Linked DNA regions of Homo sapiens: region 1 is linked to region 2. Evidence: chromatin loops called from intact Hi-C (ENCODE). Cell type or tissue: PC-3. All regions are shown on one strand. Links, peaks and the distances in the headings refer to the core of each region. The heading gives the core; the rest is flanking DNA.

What was found. A loop is a pair of places that touch in the nucleus more often than their neighbours do. Peaks named below come from ENCODE experiments on the same cell type or tissue, not always from the same donor. Only the 100,000 strongest peaks of a DNase experiment are listed, where the experiment ranks them.
Region 1: it touches region 2 in a loop (2.2-fold over the local background); 10 of 110 quality-filtered maps call a loop at or near these places.

The regions. Positions count from the first base shown.
Region 1 is chr1:171,846,607-171,858,825 of GRCh38, reverse strand. The region is part of intron 1 of DNM3 (dynamin 3); the gene reads right to left. Among named protein-coding and RNA genes, the nearest start is that of DNM3, 11 kb to the right of the region's middle. In PC-3, for the core only: a CTCF peak has its summit at 7,719 (motif pointing right); no DNase peak of the experiment used is centred there; H3K27me3 peaks cover 7,523 bases.
Region 2 is chr1:171,980,136-171,992,354 of GRCh38, reverse strand. DNM3 (dynamin 3) reads right to left here. Exons shown (of 21, transcript NM_015569.5): 3 at 4,550-4,699; 4 at 3,207-3,410. Among named protein-coding and RNA genes, the nearest start is that of DNM3-IT1, 120 kb to the right of the region's middle. RefSeq lists a silencer at 8,381-8,570. In PC-3, for the core only: CTCF peaks have their summits at 6,327, 6,526 (motif pointing left), 7,298 (motif pointing right) and 8,579 (motif pointing right); DNase peaks (open chromatin) are centred at 3,904, 6,504, 7,304 and 8,574; H3K27me3 peaks cover 1,976 bases.

The sequences.
Region 1 (12,219 bases), core at 2,883-10,882, 130 kb after region 2:
GGAGATCGTTGGTGACCTTGGGAAGGGCGGTTTCAGTGTACTGATGGGGAAGGAAGACACACTGCATTCGTTATCCTCAGCTGCAGAAATAATGGGAATTGTGGAAGTGGTGATTAATAGCTCCCATATCTGGCTGCTTATCAGGAGCATGAGGAGAGCTTCTGAAAAATACCGATTACCATGGCTTACCTCCAGACCCACTGAGTGGGCCTCCATTAGTGGAGCTTAGGAACCTTTATTTCATAAGTTCCTCAGGTAAATCTTACACAGATATCCATATACTTGCTTTGGGAGATGCTGGGATGGACCAATCTTTTCAGTATCATAATCCTTTTTTTCAAATCCATTTGGTTCCTGCATTTAGACAGTGAGAGTTGTGTGATGGTTATCGGGTAGGAAAGCTAAGTCAGCAGCTGAAGAGGGCAAAGGTTGAGATGGGAGACTCACAAGTAGTTTACATCATTAAGAAAATGAAGAGAGAAGTACAGGTGAAAGAATGGATACCTCAAAAACTGAGGCACATGGGCTAAGGACACTAGCTTATCAAGCTAAGAATATTAGTGCATCAGTGAATTTTTTCTCATAAATGTAAAAATAAATCTCTTACTTAAACACATGATCCTCACTCTCAGTACCAACCCATCTAAGTCAGATCAACAATTTAATTAGCAAAAACTCAATACAAGTTAAGTACTTTTATTAGTCTGCTCAGGCTACCATAACAAAATACCACATGCTGGGTCACTTAAATAAAAGAGATTTATTTATTAAAGTTCTGGAAGCTAGAAGCCCAAAATTAAGATTCAGCTGGTTCAGGTTCTGGTGTGGGCTGTCTTCCTGACTTGATGATGGTTGCCTTCTCTCTGTATCCACATGGCCTCTTCTTTTTGTGCAGAGGAAGAGAGAGAGAGAGCTCTCCAGTGCCTCTTTTTATAAGGACACTAATCCTATTTGATCAGGGCCTCACCCTTATGACCTCTTTAATCTTAATTACCTCCTAATTGGCCCTATCTCCAAATATCGTTATATTTGGGGTTTGGGCTTCAACATGAATTTGTGGAGGAGATACAAACGTTCAGTCCATAATGGTACCTAAAACACTATCATTCAAGATACTGTGGGGAATACTAATTAAGGGTTTGCAGTCTGTCCCAGAAGCAAAAGCTAATGTTAATGAAACAGTCAGAAATATTCAAGTTTTAAACAGTTTTGAACCATAAGTCATCAGGACATCTGAGAAGGTCAAAATCAGCATAGACAGAGTGTTCAAACGGGATGTTCCATGGATAACCCTGAGCTTGATGGTAGAATGGAAGATCTGACCAGTTGCAAGTAGAGAGAGAATGCATTCCTTCCCTCTCTAAACTTATTTACTTCTATGAATTTTACTATCCTTCCTCCAGGGATCTACTCAAAGTTTGAAATTATTTTTTATTCCCTCTCTGCCTTTCTGTCACTCACCATTTGTAATCACAGCCTCTGTCTCTGAAATGACCTGTATCCATTTCCACCAGTAAACATACTTTTTCAAGCCCTATTACCATTCAATCATTAATTCCCCACTGGTACCTCAGATGTCTCCCTCCATCTATGTATCCTCCAGTTAATATGTGGCCAACTTAATCTTCCTAAAGCCTGACTCCAGGCACACTGCAATGTCTCTTACAAATCATTAACAGCTCCTCATTGCTTCCTAAATTCAGTACCAATTCCTCATCTTAGCAATCCTCCATAGGGCCCCAATTCACTCTGCCAGCTCTATCTCCCACCACTCCTCTTCTAGACACATAGGTCACATAGAAAATTCTCTGTTCCCTAAACACATCCTTATTTCTGTGCGTCTGGCTTCATCTCGATCTATCAAATTCTTACTATTTAATGCCCATTTCAAATTCTACTAGTTTACATGAAATCTTTCTTGGACTCTCCAAAGAAAAATTGAAAGACTGCTTCTTCAGGCAAGAGAAAGAAATAAATGGCATCCAAATAGAAAGAAATGAAGTCAAACTATCCCTGTTTGCAGAGATGACATGATTTGATATCTAGAAAACCCCATAGTGTCATCCAGCTGATAAACAACTTCATCAAGGTTTCAGGATAGAAAAATCCGTGTACAAAAATCACTATCATTTCTATATACCAACAACACCCAAGCTGAGAGCCAAATCAGGAACACAATCTCATTCACAATTGCCACAAAAAGAATAAAATACCTAGGAACACAGCTAACCAGGGAGGTGGAAGATCTCTACAATGAGAACTACAAAATACTGCTCAAAGAAATCAGAGATGACACAAACAAATGGAAAAACATCCCATGCTTATGGATAGGAAGAATCAATATCATTAAAATGGCCATATTGCCCAAAGCAATTTATAGATTCAATATTATTCCTATCAAACTACCAATGTCATTCCTCACAGACCTAGAAAAAAACTATTTTAAAATTCAAATGGAACCAAAAAACAGCCAAGTAGCCAAGGCAATGCTAAGCAAAAAGAACACAGCTAAACTAATTATACTACCTGACTTCAAACTATACTACAGGGCTACAGTAACCAAACAGCATGGTACTGGTACAAAAACAAACACATAGACTGATGGGACAGAATACAGAATAGAGAGCCCAGAAATAAGGCCACACACCTACGACTATCTGATCTTCAACAAAGCTGACAAAAACAAGCAATGGGGAAAGGACTACCTATTCAATAAATAGTGCTGGGATAACTGGCTAGCCATATGCAGAAGATTGAAGCTGGACCCCTTCCTTACACCATATATAAAAATCAACTCAAGATAGATTACGGACTTAAATGTAAAACCCAAAATTATAAAAACCCTGGAAGACAACTTAGGCAATACCATCTGAGACGTAGGAATGGGCAGACTTCATAACAAAGACACCAAAAGCAATAACAACAAAAGCAAAAATTGACAAGAGGGATTCTAATTAAACTTAAGAGCTTCTGCAAAAGAAACTATCAATAGAGTAAACAGACCACCTACAGAATGGGAGAAAATTTTTGCAAACTATGCATCTGACAAAGGTCTAATATCCAGCATCTGTAAGTAACTTAAACAAATTTACAAGAAAAAAGTGGGCAAAGGACATGAACAGACATTTTTCAAAAGAAGACATACAGATGGCCAACAGGGATATGAGAAGAAAAAAATAAAAAAGCTCAACATCACTGATCATCAGAAAAATGCAAATCAAAACCACAATGAAGATACCATCTCACACCAGTCAGCATGGCTATTATATAAAAGTCAAAAAACAACAGATGCTGACAAAGATATGGAGAAATGGTAACACTTATACACTGTTGGTGAGAGTGTAAATTAGTTCAACCATTGCGGAAAGGAGTATGGTGATTCCTCAAAGAACTAAAAGCAGAAGTACCATTCAATCCAACAATCCCATTACTGGGTATATACCCAGAGAAACATAACTCATTCTACCATAAGGACACATGCATGTGAATGTTCACTGCAGCACTATTCACAATAGCAAGGACATGGAATCAACCTAAATGCCCATCAGTGACAGATTGGATAAAGAAAATATGGTACATATATACCATGGAATACTATGCAGCCTTGAAGGAATGAGATCATGTTCTTTGCAGGAACACGGACGGAGCTGGAGACCATTAAGTTTAGCAAACTAACACAGGAACAGACAACCAAATGTTGCCTGTTCTCACTCATTAGTGGGAGCTAAATGATGAGAATTCATAAACACAAAGGAAACAATAGACACTGGGGCCTCCTTGAGGGTGAAGGGTGGGAGAAGGGAGAGTATCAGAAAAAATAACTATTAGGTACTCGATTTAGTACCTGGGTGAAGAAATAATCTGTACAACAAGCCCCCATGACACAAGTTTACCTATAAAACAAACCTGCACATGTGCCCCTGAACCTAAAATAATAATTTTTAAAAAAGGAAAAATTGGGCCAGGCACAGTGGCTCACACCTGTAATCCCAGCACTTTGGGAGGTGGAGGCTGGCGAATCACCTGAGGTCAGGAGTTTGAGACCAGCCTGGTGAAACCCCGTCTCCACAAAAAAAAAAAAATTAGCCTGGCATGCTGGTGGGGGCCTGTAATCCCAGCTCTTCAGGAGGCTGAGGCAGGAGAATCACTTGAATCTGGGAGGCAGAGGTCTTTCAATTTTTCTTTGGGAGAGTCCAAGAAAGATTTCATGTAAACCAGTAGGATTTTAAATGGGCATTAAATAGTAAGAATTTGATAGATTGAGCTGAGATCCCGCCACTGCACTCCAGCCTGGGCGACAAGAGCGAGACTTTGTCTCAGAAAAAAAGGAAAAATTGCTCTTTTCCTTTGATCATCCAGAACACTGCACCTCTAAAGGCACCCAAATTCTGTCTAAACTTCCATCCCCAGTAATAATAATCATAAACAGGTAACTATGTTACCATGTGACAGACACTCTCCTAAGTGTTTTACATGTATTAATTTAATTTTTACAACCACCACATGAGGAGGGTACTACTATTGTCCCATTGTACCAATGAGGAAGCTGAGGCACAGGCAGGTTAAGTGATTGCCTTCGATCACAGAACTATTAAGTGGCAGAACTACGATGTGAACCCAGGGAGTCAGGCTCCACAGAATACATGTTCTTTACCTCAACACTCTGTAAGTTCTGACTACACTCTATGCTAGTCTACACTAGTTTCTGTTAAGGGCAAATATTTTTTTTTCCATCCCAAAACAGTGTCTTTCACAAAGTAGCAACTCAAGTATAGGTTGATTGTTTGAACCCATTTTGGTCATAAAATATGCTCTACTCAAGCTATTCATGTTCTTAAGTCATCAGAAATTGCCATTGCATACACAGAAAAGATGAAAAAAATGAGGTGAATACCTCTGGGAGGAGTGGAAAACAAAGCTGAATGGTCAGAAAGTTTTGAAAACCAAGTAGAGATTTTTAAAGGGGAGGGAGGGGACTGCAGGTTACTGAGGACAGAGATATTAAACTTGTGTTTTGGAAGATTAACCTGAGAGCAGCAATATTTACATGGAATAGATGAATAAGAAATGGAGAGAGTGAGAGGGCAGGATGCTGTCAGAGTTATCCCACATGCGAAAGGAGGACAGCTGAGACTCTGATGGTCAGAATGAGAATAAAGAGGAAAAGGCTGACCAAAAAGATGTTTTGAATAAAGAAATTACAAGATGTGTTAGATATAGGAAGATTTTAAAAATAAAAAAAGGAAACTAAACTATGTTTATTTTTTAAGTTTCTAGACTAGTATACCACTGAAAGAAATTGGGTCAATTAGAAAAGCAGATTTTAAAATTAAGCTTTTTTAAAAAATAAATAAATACAGACCAGGCACAGTGGTTCATGCCTGTAATGCCACCACTTTGGGAGGCCAAGGCAGGAGAAATACTTGAGCCCAGGAGTTCAAGACCAGCCTGGACAACATAGGGAGACCCTGTGTCTACAAAAAATAATTTAAAAATTAGCTGAGCATGGTGGTGCGGACTTGTGGTCTCAGCTACTCGGAAGGCTGAGGTGGGAGGATCTCATCAGCCAGGGATATCAAGGCTGCAGTGAGCAGTTTTCATGCCATTGCCCTCCAGCCTGGGTGACAGAGCTAGAGCCTGTCTCAAAAAAAAAAAGAATAAATACAGTTTACCTCTAAAACACCCTTAACCACAGCTGCTTCATGGAATTAGCCATTCCAGGAGAGAGTCCAGCTTCTTTACATCCATACAATGACAGGCATAATGATTTTTTGAAGGTCTAGACCCAGAGAGGTCTTAACTCTTTTATAAGTCTGTCATTTCTTATCTACCTACAGATAACCTATAGAAAACACACATTTTTTTAAAGCCAGGTTTCTCTCTGACATCCATCAAGCCAAATCGTAGACTGTTTAAAACAAACAAACAAACAAACAAACAAAAAACCTTCAAAGTCCTTTTGTTCAACCCCTCTCCTGACTACACCATGCCAAGCAGCCAGCAAGTCATCAATCGCCAGTCTCTACACTTATGGGGATGGAATACTTACTGTTTCACAGGCAATCCATTCCATTTTTTAAAGTGTTCTATTGAACAGTCTCCTCTACGTTAAGTTTAAGTCTATCTGCCTGTAACATTCACCCATTTGTTCTAATTATGTCTTCTGGGGAGATAACTGAGTCAGTCTAATCCTTTTCCAAGTAACAGCTCCTCAAATATTTAGAGACAGTATCATGAACTCACCAACTATTCTCTGACAAATGGCTCTCATAAGAATTGTTAGCCTGGGTATCCTGACAGTGCAGTGCATAGCAATCCTGTACCCACTGGATCACCAAGCTCTTTGAAGGAGCTGTTGCATACCAGAGCCTCACACAATTCCTGGCATATTGTGGACTCTCAACATATGATTCTTTGTAAATGACTCAGTAAATGGACAAATCCATCTGCTAAAAGAATTTTCAAACATGTCCTTTCTTAACTGGTTGTATCATCTACTTACAAACAAGTTTATTAAATTCTCTCTGTCCTCAAAACTCAAATAAATTTCATATAAAGAAAATATAAATTCAGAAGTAATCTGGAAGATAGGCAGGTAAATGAAACATCTTACTAAGAAACCTCAATAGGGGAAAGGGATTTATGTGGTATAAATATAATGTATTTTGGAATGTCTGAATTTGTATTACATGTACATATCACTTTTTCAATTAAAAGACAGCTTTTTTAAATTAATAAAGTTATTTCCATTTTAATTCATCCTAGTGGAATAGTAATGGTATAGTGTGAATTGTGTCTTCTCTAATAAAAAGATATGTCCTGCCATTTAAATAGAAAATAACCAAATAAATGACTAGAAGTAATATTAGATTTAATCTAGATCAGAGGCATTCAACAATTTTGAGGATAACCCATAGTAAGAAATACATTTTACATTGCAGCCTAGTATGCATATACAAATATGCAACTAATACAAAACTTTCACAAAGTGGTACTTATAACTACCTTGGATGTAGTCTGATACTTCGCTTAACACTGTCACACACCATCTACTAAACTGATATCATGGCCCACTATTAGGTCACAATCTACAGTTTAAAAAGCACTGTTCAGGTCGGGTGCAGTGGCTCACGCCTATAATCCCAGCATTTTGGGAGGCAGAGGCGGGCAAATCACCTGAGGTCAGGAGTTCAAGGCCAGCCTGGCCAACATAGCGAAACCCCGTCTCTACTAAAAATATGAAAATTAGCCAGGTGTGGTGGCGCACTCCTGTAGTCCCAGCTACTCAGGTGGCTGAGGCATGAGAATTGCTTGCACCTGGGAGGCAGAGGTTGCAGTGAGCTGAGATCATGCCACTCACTGCACTTCAGCCGGGACGACAGAGCGAGACTCTGTCTCAAAAAACAACAACCGTTCTAATCCAAGCCCACTCAACTATTCTCAACCAATTTATTGATGACAAAGGTATGTTTCAGCTTAGATAAATGGCTTGTACAGAGTCAAGTAGCTGATTCATTCAGTTAGCTCCTGCCATATGCCGGCACTGCACTACGGAAAATGATAAAGGAGACACAGCTCCTGGCTTCGTGGAAGCTGCAAATAGTTGAGCAGACAGAGGAGGCAACCAACTGTTCGGTAGATTCCTGTGCAGTGAAATATTAACAAGGGCCACCAAGGAGGGGCCTCTAAATCAGACAGATAGAGCTGAGAAGACCAGCAGATGACAGCAGAGGCCAGACTAAACCCAGCTCTCACTGTTCTTGGCATGCTACCTTGCTTACCTGTGGCACACTTTGAACAAATATGCAGGGACCACCTGCCACAGGGAGCAGGAGAGAACCAAAGCCACCCCAGACTAACTCATTCACAAATACTCCTAATTCTCACAGTGGTTGAACCTTACCAGTCTTTTCTCTTCGTATGTCCCTACAATCTGGTGGACACTCACAAAAGCATTGCTTCCTCCTTCTCATCTCCCCACTTACTCTGCAAGCAAGGAACTCATGATCCTTCTGCCACTTCCCTTCTTAACTTACTCTGAGGAAAAAAAAAAAAAAACAAAGCCCTAAGAGAATATGTAACTTTCAAAGTACATAATTCAAATCAAGTACCCACACATACACATTTTACATGATATGTTTTTAGGATTAAATAAACAGGCTAAAGTTTCTTAAGTTGAATTTACAAGGACTTCAGTATGCAGGTCGTTCTATCGGTATTTAGATGAGAATGCAGAAATCTCACCACACAATTGTTGCTGTCCTGGTAGTAGGACTCAGAACCATGAATGCTAGGATCTATAAAAATAATTGCAAGCCTTTGCCCCTCTTTTCAAAATATGAAGAGAATGGGTCTTAGTTTTATTAACCAGAAAACATAAACAGACACACATATACAGGGTTCTAAACCTCCACTAGATAAGAAACCCAAAGCTATTCTTTTCAAAGCTTCTGAGGTATATCTAGTAACTTAAAAATAATGTAATTCCAAACAGAACCAGCTGACTAGCTCAGAGCTAAAACTGATGGTTAACAAGTTATGGGAATGTCAATCAAATCAGAATATGAATCTTTCCACTGGAAAAAAGAGTGATTTGGTATTATTTCAACATCTACTACAAAAATGTTGGTACTTCTTTTAAGATCTAATTACACCTTACCTCCTGAACACTTGGTTGTAGATGGTTTCCTTGGGCTCAGACCATACTCTTGCTAAGTAGTCCTGCTTCGCCAACTAGACTTCCTCAATTGTTTTTCCCCCTTCTACACCATCTTTGCCTGCAATTTCATCTAACATTTCCAAAAGAAAAGGAATATGCTAAGAATGGTTTACTTTATATCACAGCATCAAATATCTTCCTTAAAATATATTCTCTAGGAGAAAACTAAAAATAATGTCAGAAAAATTCATTTTAATTCTATTATCTGTTATTAAGTCTATTTTGTTCATTAATTTCTAGTACTCACCATGTGACCCCAGTATGTCACCCAACTTTTTTCCAGCTTAATCTTTTTTATTTCTAAATTAAAGTAAACAAAACATGCTTTTGCTATCTTCTCACAGAAATTCGAAGGATTAATGAAATGATAAAAACTGCTTTGGAACTCTTGGAAGGGAAGAGTATACAAACTGGGTTCACTTTGTATATATTGGTTTAAAAAAAAAAGAACACATTGTGATAATGCATTTAACGAATGTGGGCAATGCTTTCTTTAAAGAAGGCTCAAATATATTCTATTAGCCTTATCTACAAGTAAGTATTTTGATGCAACTGTAATTTTCCAACATTCACGAAAAGAATTTGCAAATACGCATTACCATCTGCCTCAACTTACTTTTGTTTTTAAAACACTCAAAAAATGTCCAGTCTAAATAAAAGATTTAAATTAAGAGCAATCAGTTATTGAATGCATACTATGGACCAGGCACTTGATACCATCTTACTCAGAACTCACACACAGATTAAAAGGTGAAGTCTGCAATCCCTATTTTGCAGATGAAGGAACTGAGGCCAAGTGAGGCTAGATTCCGTAATGAGGAGCCATGCTACCAGTGAGAGTCAGAGGCAGGACTCAAGAGCTGCCAGCAAAGCCTGCACTCCATCACCATGCTGTGATGACTCCTCTTCAAATACTCACTTTTGAGAAATCTAAAAAAATAAGCACCATAAACAAGTTTAGTCACCCATCAAATTACTTATCAAATAGATTAGTCTTTCAATTCCAAGCCACTGGAAGGATAAACAATGAGGTCCTTCAGGATACCTAGCTACTGCTATCATGTATATATATGCTATTCATGGGTATATCATGACCTTGAAGCAGTGGGAAATAAAAATGACACACTGTCACAAAGAAGCACTGAGGTACATTTTAAACCCTTGGAAATAGAGGACTTGCAGCAGGGATATTAGAGAAAAACAAGATCTAAAGCAATCCTGTATCATTCATATAATTCCGGAATTAAATGTATCATCATTTTCCTCAACAACTGCTCTGTTTTTGTTATCAATTAACACTAAAGACAATGCAATATTAATGCTTGTTGAAAAATTGTTAAAATAATCTCTATAACATTAATGGACCTCAATGTCACTCAATGCACTCTAAGAATGCAAACACACACACAAAAAGAATAGAAAACAGGCAAACTGAAGGATGCAGATTTGCTACACAAATACATCTTTATTTTACCTAAAAGTTCACCCACTTGTTTAAATAATAACATTTCCATTTAGATTATTTATTTACATACAACTTTTCAGAAGCTCGTGTTGGTTTAAGCAAGGCCTATTGATGACCATCTCAGGCATATCTTTCTAGCTAATGCCCACCTGGTGGATAAATATTAATAATGTGTAAAAACATCCAATATCTTATTTAGTCTTTTCCTGGGCCCATCTGTTCCCTAAAAGTCACGCTTTACTCACGAGTATACTATTTCAGTCAAATTAACTTGCCTAAGTCTGAGAAAAATTCTGCTCCCTGTCTCCACTATTCTGTATGGGAAAAAAAAGGTAATAAAATGCAATGTCACTGCTGGTCAACTATCAAGAAGAGTAATGAAAGAGAGTATCACGGAAGAGAAAAAGGCTGGCCCAATGCAAAGGGATGGGAAAAGGAGGAGGCAGGGTGAGGGTTGGAGGGAGGTGCTCTAAAACAATAACAGGAGGAAGAGAAGATGATGAACTGGCACAGGCCTCCCAGTTCCTAACATTAAGTTCCAAACCTAGCTCTGATTTCTTCTGACCTTGGGCAAATCTCTGGTTTCTCTGTATCCTACTGTGCTCCAGGAAGTTAGAGAAAATCAAGCCAGAGAAAAGCTTCTTATAATAATGTCATCAAATGCCAGTCTTGCTACTATTAAAGGAAGAAAAGCTAAGCTACCTATGATCACACACACACACACACACACACACACACACACACAGAGAGAGAGAGAGAGAGTAATTAATATGGTATTAATGAACCCTCTAATTTGTTGGAAATGATTTTTAATTCATGAAATGCAAATCATTTAGTGTCAACTCCTTTACCCTCCTCCCATTCTAAACAATTCATTCCATTTTCAGGTTTGCCTTTAGGACATTTTCCCTGACATTTGTGTCTTTGACTTATTCTACTCCTTTAACTAAATGACTTATTCTTTAAAAGGAAAATAGAATTCACCTCCCTTAAGTATTAGTGCCTTGGAAGTCCTTATAAAATACTTGATCTGATCCATCCCACTCTCAATTAACCTTCACTGCATCCAGTTATATTTTTAATCTCTCCAATCTCTTTTTTTTTCCTTGCTGCTCTTCTCTAGGGCCCTCTCCAATATACAGTATCTCTTTGTGATAAAGTCACAGTCTAAATTCAATGCCTTGTTGTCAACTCAGAAACTGAGACACAGATCACCACCTTCCTGCTTTGACATAGATACTTCAGTACATGCAGGCTTGAGCTAAAATGATATGGGCTGCCAGATGACACTGGAAATGCATATATTGTCTACTTTCCACTTATATTCAGTTCAATTTCAGAACTGTAGTTTTTCAGGGATTTTTGTAAAAATAAATTGACATACTATAATTTTTTATCCTGATTAGTTTGCATTATATCTGACTACCTTCATTTTACATGTGCATTTGAAAGTTGTCTCATACTTTATCCTGTCAGTTCTCTTTTTATACATACATAAGCTTCTATGTATTCATATTTTCTTGTATATTCTTACCCAGTAAACTTAGAACTCAATAAATACATGTTCATTGGTTTTATGTGTCCATATTTCTCAAGAGTTCCAGGAGGAGTCATACTGAATCCCAGCTTGGCTGCTTGCTAGCTATACGATCCTGGGTGAATGACTTGTCTCTCCAACCCTGAATTTTCTCCCCTATTGACATGGGGATATGGAAACAGGTAAGGAATAGAAGGTATGAAAAGTATCTAGCAGAATCCATGTCTGCTACCCCATAATGGCTAAGCAAATGTTGGCCCCTTTTTTCCGTCTACTTTATAAAATGTATTTAGTATGACATAATCCATAAGAATTTTTAAATCAATGCAGAGAGTGTGAGAAACTGCAATGCAAACTTGGACTAGGATAAATTGCAAAACTTTGGCCATGCAGAAAATTAAATTGGATCATTCTATATAGCATATGAGCTTGGGACTCTCTTGACTTGGCTCTGGTAGCAGAGGAAAAAAATAATCTATTTCTTTCTAGATACTTGAA
Region 2 (12,219 bases), core at 2,311-10,310:
GGCAAACTGATGACTCCCTCCACAAACATTCATTGCTCTCACCTAATGATCTGTGATCACATGAGTTTATTTTAGGTCATAAATGAATCTTCTTCTGAAAAGCCTGAGAAATGAGATGTAGTTACTGCCCATTAATATTCCCTATGTGCACAACAGGGGTAAAATATAGCATGAATATGTTAAACCAATTTTAAGAAATCACTTTACAAGATTTATTAGTTGGCCAATTTTTTTAGTTTACATTTATTATAAAATTCATAATACACACAAATAAAATATTCTCCAATGGCTTTTCTTCTACTAGATTGGAAGTTGTGAGGATGTGAGACAGGATATCTATAGCCATCTTGTCACCCTTGAAAAGAATTTATCTTAAAAAAGAAACAATTTCAAAGAGGCTGAACCAAGGTAGGACGAAAGAGAAATCAGGGACTGAATGGTATCATTTGCAGTCCTCCATGAAGCTTCATCTGGATTGTCATATTGCGGTACGCATTTTTAGTCTTCTTCCCTATTCCCCAGCACACAACTACTAAAGTCCTTGGAATCTTCAAAGTGATAAGTATCTTTTTGCAGGCTAATGGGTTGGTAAGTGGCTGGCAGCTCCTGGATAGCTTCAGCAAGTGGACTGGTCACTAGAAAGAACAGATATGACCTCCTAGGAGGGATGAGGGGCTGAAGTTTAAGTTGATCACCAATAGCTAATGATTTAATCAATCATGCCTACATAATGAAGCTTCCATAAAAATCCAAAATGGGCTGGGTTTGGAGAGCTTCTGGATAGCTGGAGATGCAGAGGTTTCTAGAGGATGGTGTGCCCGGAGAGAACATGGAAGCTCCACATCGCTTCTCATACATTGCCCTATGCATCTCTTCATCTGTATCCCTTGTAATATTCTTTATAACAAAGAACTGTTTCTCCGAGTTTTGTGAGCCCCTCTAGCAAATTAATAGAACACAAGAAGAAGGTTGTAGAAACCCCAATTTATAGCCAGTCAGTCAGAGCACAGGGTAAACAACCTGGATCTTGTAACTGGCATCAGAAGTGGGGGTCATCTTGTGGGACTGAACCCTCAATCAGTGTGATCTGATGCTATTTCCAGGTAAATAGTATCAGAATAAAATTTAATCAGAGGATACCTAGCTGATGTCTGCTGCAGAAAAGAATTAATTGCTTGTTTGCAGTAGGGAGAAATCACCACACATCTGGAGTCAGAAGCGTGTTTGAGAATATAGTAGGAGAAGCTGAGTTTGTTTTTTCTACGTGGACTACGTGTGGACTCCTCAGGAATGTGACTGGGCTGAACTCACTAGAATTCACTGATGGTATGACTCTCTCTGTCCCAATCAGACAACCATGGCTCAATCTCCTATGGGAAAGAAGGCTGTAAGACAGGAATGGTTCAGCACCATTTTTATAACTAGATTCCAGTCCCAGTTTATAATCTGACTCTTCCAAGCCACTGACGCTGTAAAGGGAGTCCTGGTGATGGTCCTTACTTGTCATCTGGAGCCTCTACCTGCTTGTTACAAGCCCCAGTTTCAGGGATGGTGGAGGAAACCAAGAAGAAAAAAACAGTTACCATTGCAGAATTCTGGAAAGGCCTAAGAATTGGAGAACCAATGCTAGGGTATAGGAAGAGCTGAAAATAAAAGAATTGGCTGAAGGCTCCTAGAGGACACACCCACATAGCTACCCTTCCTCAACCTCAGCAGAGTACTGAAGACTTGCTTCAAAAGAGGTTGAACCAGAGGGACTCTGGACTCCAGAAGAATTTCAGGAATGCCATCATGAAAGCAGAGGAATTAATTAAAAGTGTACACACTGAATAGTGAGAACCATCCTCCTCCCACTCCATCCCCTGACCCACCAATTCTTGGCTCCAAGAACACTAGACATCAGGCTTATACCAGACCAGCTCAGGAGAAAATACTCATAGAACCTAACAGTTGAGGAAGTCTCCTAACAAAATGGTCAACTCTCAGCACAGTTACTCCATGGGAAAACCCACTGGTCAATGAATCCCTGTCATGTACATAAATCAGCTTTTTGGTGCTCCACTCTCATGCACGAACAAGCGGCAAAAGATCGACAAACATTTGAAAAAGGTCTCTAACATCAAAGACAGAGACAAAAACAAACAATCAGAAAACAATAGATTCAGACAATGTAGATTACAAAAGAAAACCTTCAAAAAGCTCTCACTAAAGTCCTTGGAGGAAGATATTGTATTTATGAAAACAAGAACATGATGCTATTTTAAAAAATAAAAATAAGATTCACAAAGTAAAAATATGCTTTTGGAACCTCTAAAATGAATCAGAAGAGCAGAAGATAAAGTTGATAAAATCTTGCAGAAAGTAGAACAAAAAGACAAAGAAATGATTATAGAAGAGAAAGATTGAAATAAAGGATTCATTTAGGAGTTCTAACATGCTAATAAGAACTACAGATAAAAAGAACAAAGAAATTGGGACAATTAATTATCAAAAAAGAAAAATTCCTAGAACTGAAGAACATGTATCTCCATATTGAAAGGGCACATCATTGAATGCCCTTCCACAATCACTTTAAACAGACACACACCAAGGCCAGCACTGAGGTCTCTGAAGATAAACTGTCGTTATTCAACTTAGAGAAGTAAAAAGTTTAAACATACGCATAAGAAAGGACCTTTTCTGGATATTGAGATGACAATACCAAATAAATCCCTGCTTATACGTACATTTTTTCTCAAATAATTATAAGCTAAATAATATCTTACATGCATTAGAGCTTCCTATTTTAAAGAAACAAGACAAAGTAAAAAACACAAAGGTTTTTCACTGGAAGCATATGCAGGTAACTCATAATAATTAGTAGATTGTCTGAATTCTGCTGTACCAGAAGTTTATTTTACCAACTTTTTAAAATATGCAGCCCATGAGGCTTAGAAATGCCTGTTTTCTTAGATCTCATTATTCTTAGATTTATATAGATTTTGACTATATAAATTTCATTATTTTAGTAAATCTTTACTAAAATTATTTATTATTTTTTAATATTAAATACTGAATTTTCTATTTAAAATACAAAAGGTTTAACAACATTAATAATGGCTAATTTATTTATAATGAAACCAAATCTTAAGAATTTATGTTACCTTTAAAGATACCAAAACTCCTGACACTTTAATTCCTTCTCATCTTAGTAGTCACACACTCACCTTGAGGATCAACTTCTTTAGCTAGCTTCAGCGCATCTGAGTTTGCAAGATCAGTGTTGGCTGGAGTAACAGCTAAAATCAGACAGTTCTCCCTCGTGATGAACTGCATAATCATTTCTCTGATCTGATACTCGATATCTGGTGGCTGATCTCCCACAGGCACTTTAGTTATTCCAGGTAGATCAATAAGGGTTAGATTTAACACTGTGTGGAAAGGATAAAGGAGTCTTACATACACCTTCAATGCTAAAAGATAACAATACAGAATCATTTGTCACTTAGCTCAGCCTTCTACTTTGTGTATCTGAACAACTCCAACCCATGTGTGTAGAATAAAGAGCATAAAATAAAAATGGTTTTGCTAGTTTTCTCTATTTTTATGATATGATTGTGCTATGCCAAATGATCACTTTAACATAATTTGAAAGGCACTGATTTGCATGCCTAACAGTTTGCTCAGAAAGCTGTCATATCTGTAACTAGGGGGTTATAATTAAAACACCAAATGAGAAATGCATATGCTATCTGCCAGTCTTATACATTGCCTTCAAGTGGTATAAAAACTCACAGGGTAAGACTGCCCTTTCCTTAAAAAGTATCATTTTTTTTTTTTAATAGAAAGTTAACCACTTAGCCTAGTAGAAAGCTGTTAGCCATTCGTGGTGCCCTGGGTTTACTGAATCAGCTGTACAAACAGAGTCAGTGACAACATGACTCTAGCCCAACCTCTCCATATAAACAATGTTGGCACCAAGTACCCTTGGGAAGTCATAATTGAGCTTATGTCATTTATATTCTGTTTTAAAAGCAATAGAGCTAAGTAGGGAATAAGAAATGAAAATTTGCCCACTAAAAATTTAGTCAGCATACAGGTTATTTCCCATCACACATTATGGATTGGTTATCTAATTTATAAGTTTCTACCGATAGTCTGGGGGAAAAAGTCAGAGCTGATTTCTCAGGAAGAAAATAAATAGGACTATATATGGCTGCAAGACATCCAATAGGGGAAGATGCAACCATAGTAACATGTACCTCTAAGATTTCAGCAAAGACTGAAAAATGGAAGTTTTCATATATACCCTTCTCAAATTCTAAAAGCTTATAATAAAAATGAAGAAAAAATTTGATGACTAACTCAATTCTGTTTTTATTAAAGTCATCTCCTACTGCCTCTCCTTAAATGTCTTAAGAGCTCTTTGAACCATAACATTAATGGGCAGTATCCAAAGGATACCCTAGAAACCCAGCACTATTTGTATCTTCTGTACAAATGATGTATGTTAATTAATGTAGTATAAATGTTTGAGGAGAAGAATTTGGAATTTTATTATTTTACTTACCGTGTGGGGAATAGACTCGTAAATTAATGGGTATGGAGGAAATGCCTTTATTCATTCCAGTCACGCGATCTGTTTCTGCTTCAATCTCAAGGCGAACTTCATCAAAATCTGTAAATTTCTTTCCTTTGCAATGTAGAAACTCGGCATATTCTACAAAAATAAAACCAAAATGACACAACTTAAATTCATGCATTTTTGCCATAATTATAAAAGTTTCTTTAATTATAAGTCAAAGTATCCAATATTCTCTCTTCTTCCTTCATGAACATCCCACAGAACACAGTAGTTACTAAGAATCACAATTAATACTTTAGAAATATTAAACATAGTACAAATGCTATAGATGCTAAATTTGCCAATTTTCAGATAAGCAATTAAATACTAAAACCAGTCCCTAAACCATCTAGCCTATTAAATAATTTAAAGAAAATTTTGGCTATCCAAATGATAAAGCAAACAACAGCACCTGATTGTTAAAGACATTAGATCTGGGATACCTCTGAGTTCTGTTAGCATTCCCCTCTTCAGTATCACCATTTCATCAGGATGGAATGCCAAGTTATATAAATATATCTTCAGAAGGCAAAATAAGTTAAGGGAAATCATTTAATTTGTTAAAAATAAATAATATATGGAATCCTTTAGCTTAAAAACACACTATTGAAAATACCACATCAACTTATACAAAGACAATTTCTCAAGGAAAAAAGTTATAGAGTATTATATCAAAGCAAATATTTACCTGTAATGTAAAATTTTAAAAAAATCCCTCAGCAGAGGGAAAAACACTAAAATAACTACATAAATAACAAAACTGGGTTTTTAAATTTTCAGTAACATCCTACAAGCTGGTGTATTATCAATTTCTGTACCTACTTTGAGAGAAATCAGGTATGTAAAAAACACCACAATTTAAAAGAAAAGCTAGTACAGTACTATTAGATTTTTTAAATGAGTATAAATCTAACAAAGAAACAAATCTCCACAAAGATTTTAGTTTATCTAATATCTCAATGAAGAATTGTACAACTAAACTTAGACTATGCCTAAGCATCTTGGACCCAAATGCCAGATAAGAGCCTGTGAGGTCGAGGCTGCAGTGAGCTGTGATCATGCCACTGCACTCCAGCCTGGGCAAGAAAGTGAGACCCCATCTCAAAAAAAAAAAAAAAGCCAGATGTGGCAATTATTGGTAGCTTTACTACCATTACCCATCATAAACATTTAATATTCACTCTTGAAGATGAAATGGCAAGGTCAATAGCAAGAGAGCTATTGTGGCTGATCTCCCACGGGCACTTTAGTTACTGCAGGTAGATCAACAAGGGTTAGATTTAACACTGTGTGGAAAGGATAAAAGAGTCTTACATACACCTTCAATGCTAAAAGATAACAATACAGAATCATTTGTCACTTAGCTCAGATGTGGTCCGTGTCTTCAAGCAGGTTAGCATTAACTCAAAAAGCTAAGGATTAGACCACTGAGAAAAAACATTAATGCAGGTAGCATAATGTAAATGCTAACCTGCTCTTAAAATGATAAGAAAGGTAGAGATAGAAAAGATGATTTTAAGCTGTGGTACCCAAAAAAGGAAGTGGGGTATGGACTGAATACTGAACAGTAGGGAGGATTTTTACATGTGCAGGGAGAAAGAGGTCTTCCAGAGAATCAGAGAACCTTCATAGGTTCAACAAATCTGGCAGGTTGTCATCCAGTCTCTGCTCGGACCCATCCACTATTGGGTAACAGAAACTTTGATCTCATTGGAAAAAGCTCTGATTGGAAAATATTTATGTTTGGTATGAAACCTGCTTTCTTGTCATATTCCACTAGTCCAACTTTTGTCCTCTGGTGCTACTCAGCTGTGAAAAGGCCGTGTGCATTAATGTGAGTGTCAGCACCCTAAGTTTGTCTCCTTCCTGGGCCTCACACCCTTATCTTGCTTTGTCACATCACCACTCAGGCCCTCTGGTGGCAAAGATTTCCCAGTACCAACCCCAGCCACTCTGGCTGGAAAGGTCACAAGCTCCCAAAGTGGACCAAAAAGTTTCTACTTTAATTTACCAAAGAATTGAAATGACCTAGCTTTTTGGATGTTAGAATGAGAATCAGAGACGGATTTAATTTCTGTCTTTCCTGACAACATGCATGGACATGAGTATTTCTCTTTCTATCTTAGTTTCTCCATATAATGTGCCACTTTCTGAAAAACAGCAAGCTAAGTCTCCCGAAAGCTCATTCCTCTAATGCTGGAAGTATATCCAACAGTAAAGCCTCAACAGGCTGCAGAAATCTGGCCTGAAGAGATCAGTTCATCAAGATAAGGCATGTTCTTCTATACTTACCCTCATAGGCACTGTCTTTATTAGAATATAAATTCCCAGAAGATAGAGCCTTTATTTTATTACCCATTCAAAGCCTAGGCCAGTACCATGTGAATGTAAGAGTATATAGATAAGTAGAGGACAAAACAATACGAAAAACAAAAGAACAAAAGAAGTCAAATCCCAGAAAACAAGCAAAAATTAAAAGGAAAAATTAGAAATAATTTAGAAGAAATGGAACTGTGTTTTTTTCAATGCCATATATTCCATGGAAAATGCACCCTTCAAGACTTATGGCTATCACAACTGTTCTGTCATAGAGTTCATAAGCTTCTGGATCAGGAACTACATTTTCAATCACTGCTAATCGATACATTCCAGTTAACACAAATGTGGATCTCCTTTGTTGCCACTAGATGGCACCTACTTGCTTTCTCTGCAGGAAACATGCCCTTCCGGAAGGGTGTAAAATCAATGCAATTTTCAAATTAGATTTAAATGAGTTCTCAAACTCTTGAAAATACTTTTATCTTGGAATCAAGAGATGATAATTGTTCAGGACCATCTCAAACCTTTGTGTATTTTTATTTATTTTGTCAACCCCTTGGTCAATTTGCAGTGTCTTGTTGAGAATAGTGTCCCCCAGACAGATTCAAGGATTCCTGTATTCATTTATTTATTTGATTAATATTTATTGAGATCACTCTACTTGCCAAGAACTGTTTTAGAAATTGGGATATAATTAAGGGGGGAAAATAAGTCTCTAGGCTCACGAAGCTTAAATTCTAATCAGGTAAAAGAGTAAACAATATGTGTGTGTGTGATGCTAAGTGCTATGGAGAAAATAAAATAGCAGGGGGATAGCAAATGCTCTGGGAAAGGGGTTGCTTGGTTATGTGGTATAGATAAGGAAGGCTTCCATGACAGGGTAAAGTGACCTTTGAGCAATGACTCAAGAAAGGAAGGCAGCAGGCCATGCTGTATGGAAGGGCATCCGGGCAGAGTGCCTAAAGCAGATGTGTGTTCGGCATGTTGAGGGACAGCCAGGTCCACGTGGCTGGAGCACCGGGCGGTGTGGAGGGGAGGGAGGTGGGAAACAAGGCCAGTGCTGTGGACAGGCCTGGATGTGGAGGGCCCGTGGACCATTTTAAGGACTTTGATTTTTCGCTGAGTGAGATGGCAGACCATCTGAAGGATTTGGGGTAGAGTAGAAACATGCTGTGACCTAGGTTTGAAACAACTGTGGATGCTGTGTTGAGGACAGACAATGATGAGCAAGAAAGGAAGCTTACTATTGAAATCATCCCGGGGAGAGCTGCTGAGGCTTAGACCAGGGTGGCAACAGTGGGGTGGTGATGAGTGGTTAAATTCTAATGTATTTTGAAAGAAAAAGCAACAGAATTTGCTGATGGATTTAAGCTGCGATATGAGAGAAAGAGAAGCATCAAGGATAACTTCAAAGGGTTTGACCTAAGCCACCAGAAAAAGTTTGAAATAGAAAAAGACTGAAGGGAAGAGGATGAGAAGGGATGGGATGGGATGGGATGTGGGTTGGGACCTACTAAGCTTGTGATGGCCATGACACACCCATCCAAGTTGAGAAAAAGCACTGCTACTAAGGTTGAGGACCACACAGCTGAAGGAGACACCATTCATATTCAGTCTTTGGATAGGTGTCTCTACTCTGAAAAATTTCCAGAAGATGGCAGTCATGTGCTTGAGGAAAGGGCAGCTTTTTCTAATTTGTACAAAAATATCTTCACGGCTAGATATATGCATCTTTTGTTCATGGAGAAGTCCAAGTGAGAGATATATATTTGGTAGTCATTCAAGTCAGGTAAGTGATGAGATCACTAAGCAAGAGTTAGACAGGGAAGAGGTCAGAGTACCAGGCCCTGGGTTTTCCAAAGTTTAGAGGTCAGGAGATGGAGACTTAGAAGGTAGGAGAAAACAGTAAGGGGAAAACAAAGCCAAGAAAAGAGGAGACGTCCATCAAACCCTGCCAACATGTCCAGTAACATGAGGACTAAGAATGGATCTTAGAATTTGGCAACTTGAGGATCCTTCAGGAGGAGGTTTAAGGCAGCCTCAACCTCCTGGGCTCAAGTGATCCTCCCACCCTAGCCTCCTGAGTAGCTGGGACTACAGGCAGTGTGCCACCACATCTGGCTAATTTTTATTTATTTTTTGTAGTGATGAGGTCTCACTGTGTTGCCTGGGCTGGTCTCGACCTCTTGGCCTCAAGTGATGTTCCCACCTTGGCTTCTGAAAGTGCTGGGATTATAGGAGTGAACCACTGTGCCCAGCCAACAGTTCTTTTAAGGAGTTTTGTTGTAAAGAAGAGGAGAGAAGGGAGAGGGCAGCTACAGAGGGATGTGAAGTCAAGAGAGAATTTTGTAAAGATGGCAAATTAATGGCATGCTCATAGGCTGAAATGGTAACACCCAGGATAAGGGAAGTGAGAAGGCACAGATGCTGAAGTGATGTCTGAGGGGAGGGAAATAGGAGGCCAGAAAGAAAGAAACAAACATGCCAGGGCATCCATAGGAACAGGAAAGAGGCAGAACAATGAGCATGGATGAGATGAATAGGTAGAACTGATGGTGGTGGGAACCTGTGAAATTCATCAGGGGACTGTAGAGATTGATCATATTTGTCTGAAGTCATTTTACATCTTTACTGGTTAACTATGTGGTTTACTTGTTAACCATTTAACCATCTCACTGGTTAAACTGTATAAGTACTATTATACAGTTTATATACTACTATAATACTGTATAAATACAAAATGCATTATACACACACACACACACACACAAACACACACATGCATGCAAAAAGTGATCCTAAATGAGTGACCTCAGAGTAATCACAGCAGGGATGACAATTTGGGTCTAATCTATGTCCATCACTGGGGTTCAGACCTGCCCAGCCTATCTGGAAAACCGATAGGGCAGGAACCACAAAGTACTTTTTTCTACGGAAACCAAAGAGCCTCCTGGAAAAGAATTCAACCTACAGGATGGAAAATTCAGCAAAACAAGCTGACCTGGCTTTTCAGGAAAGGGCTACCTGTAATCTGTCTTCTACCTAGCTCCAGAGACTCATAGATCTGTGTCCTCTTGTCTCTATGATGATAATTGTAGTTTGGGGATGAAGGAAATTCTAGCATCTAAGTCAAACTCTATAGAACGAGTTGTACTAGCTGATCAATAGCTGGATCTTTTAATAGCTGCTAAATGTGTGTCTTCTACTATAGTATACTATGGTAAACCATAGTATACCATAGTTTACCACGGTTTTATACTATGGTGAACTAACATGTCTGAAGGTTACACAATCTCATCTTATAGTTTTGAGATACATTCTTTCTTACAGAAAGGTACAATTTCCAGTGGCATGAGCTCTCTTGACATGTTCTCAGTATTCCTTTCATTCTAAATGCTTCATAGTTGGGCACATGAAATGGTCTTTTCCTCAAACAACTTGAGGCTTCAGCCCAGCATCAATGTGAGTAGTCAGTGCATTAAATCTCCTAGCCACAAAGTCATACAAAGGATGAAGGTTATGTGTACATAAGCATTGAAACCGTGATAACGCATCCGTGAAATTTTATTTTGTCGCAGTATAACCTGTCTTATTGAAATTTATTTCATTTTCACAAAATAAAATTTCTCTGTTTTCATTTTCACAAAATAAAACTCCTAGTTTTGATTATTTTCTGTTTTTACAATGTTAAAAATAGCCTACAATTGAAGCAAAGGTTAAGATACATTACTATATCAAAGAATGATTAGGAAGGAAAAAAGGAGAATATTTAAAAAATCAGAGCTATAATTCTATTTTATTTTTATTTCCTTTTAAAACATTTTAGCACTGTCATTTTTACTGGTCATGAAAAACAAATTATGCTAGGTTAAACAACTGACAAACTGTTTGGGGGAAGGATGAGATGCATTTATGCCTGGGCAATGTTCCAATCATCTGTGAAAAGCACAGCATGACTGTAAGAATTTAAATATTTCCAATATGCCCCTTCCATGAGTAAAAATATGTATATGTCTTAATTAATCAAGGTTAAGTAGAAAGGAATTATTATAGAGCACTAGGAAAAAATGATCTCTTGTCCATCTTTATTCTAAGAATCAAGGTTCCTCAAAATTTTAACTGGAGTTTTCTTATTTCTGAAATGTTTTAATAGCAATGTTTTGTGAGCACAGGGCTCCAGTGAAAACAGAGTACAGGGGTCATATACATAAGGGACTGTCTTCAGTGCAACAAGCTGAATTCACTGGCTGTATAAAGCATCTATGTATGACTATATTTAAAAACATATTTCCTCAAAGGCAGAGATACATTTTACTCTTCTGTGTTTCCCTAATGCCTATTATATTTAGAGTAAAGAACATCTGTAGGCCGGGCACGGTGGCTCACGCCTATAATCCCACCACTGAGGCTGAGGCGGGTGGATCACCTGAGGTCAGGAGTTCGAGACCAGACTGGCCAACTTGGTGACACCCTGTCTCTATGAAAAATACAAAAATTAGCCAGGTGTGATAGCAGGTGCCTGTTATCCCAGCTACTCAGGAGGCTGAGGCAGGAGAATCACCTGAATCTGAGACGTGGAGGTTGCAGTGAGCCTAGATCATGTCACTGCACTCCAGCCTGAGTGACAGAGTGAGACTCTGTCTCAAAAAAAAAAAAAAAAAAAAATCTGTAGATTTCTTTCTTCTTTAAAGCAGAATACTTTGGATATAACAATGCTTCCAATAAATACTCCATGTTCTTACTCACATATGAAAGCTAAAAAAGTTGATCTCATAGAATTAGAGAGTAGAATAGTGGTTACTAGAGACTGAGAAGTGTTGGGAGGCAAAGGAGATAGGGAGAGGTTGGGGAGCAGATACAAAAGTACAGCTAGATAGGAGTAGTAACTTCCAGAGTTCTGTAGCACTGAAGGGGAACTACAGTTAAGAATAATAAATTGTATATTTTCAAATAGCTAGATGAGAGGATTTTGAATGTTCCCAACACTAAGAAATGCTAAATGTCTGAAGTGATGGATATGCTGACTACCCTAATTTGATCATTACACATGGTATATATATACTGAAATATCATACTGTACTCCATAAATATGTACAATTATTATGTGTTAATTAAAAATAGTAATTTCTAAATGCTCCCATCAAGTCATTCCAAATTGAAGGCAAGATCCTAGAATTTTAGTTTAGTTATATATTAATTACATAGGACCCAGATATAAAACAGAACTCAACTGTATTGCTAAAATAAACAGGGAAAGTCTAGCAATCAAAAAAAAAAAAAAGGAAATCTAAAGAAGA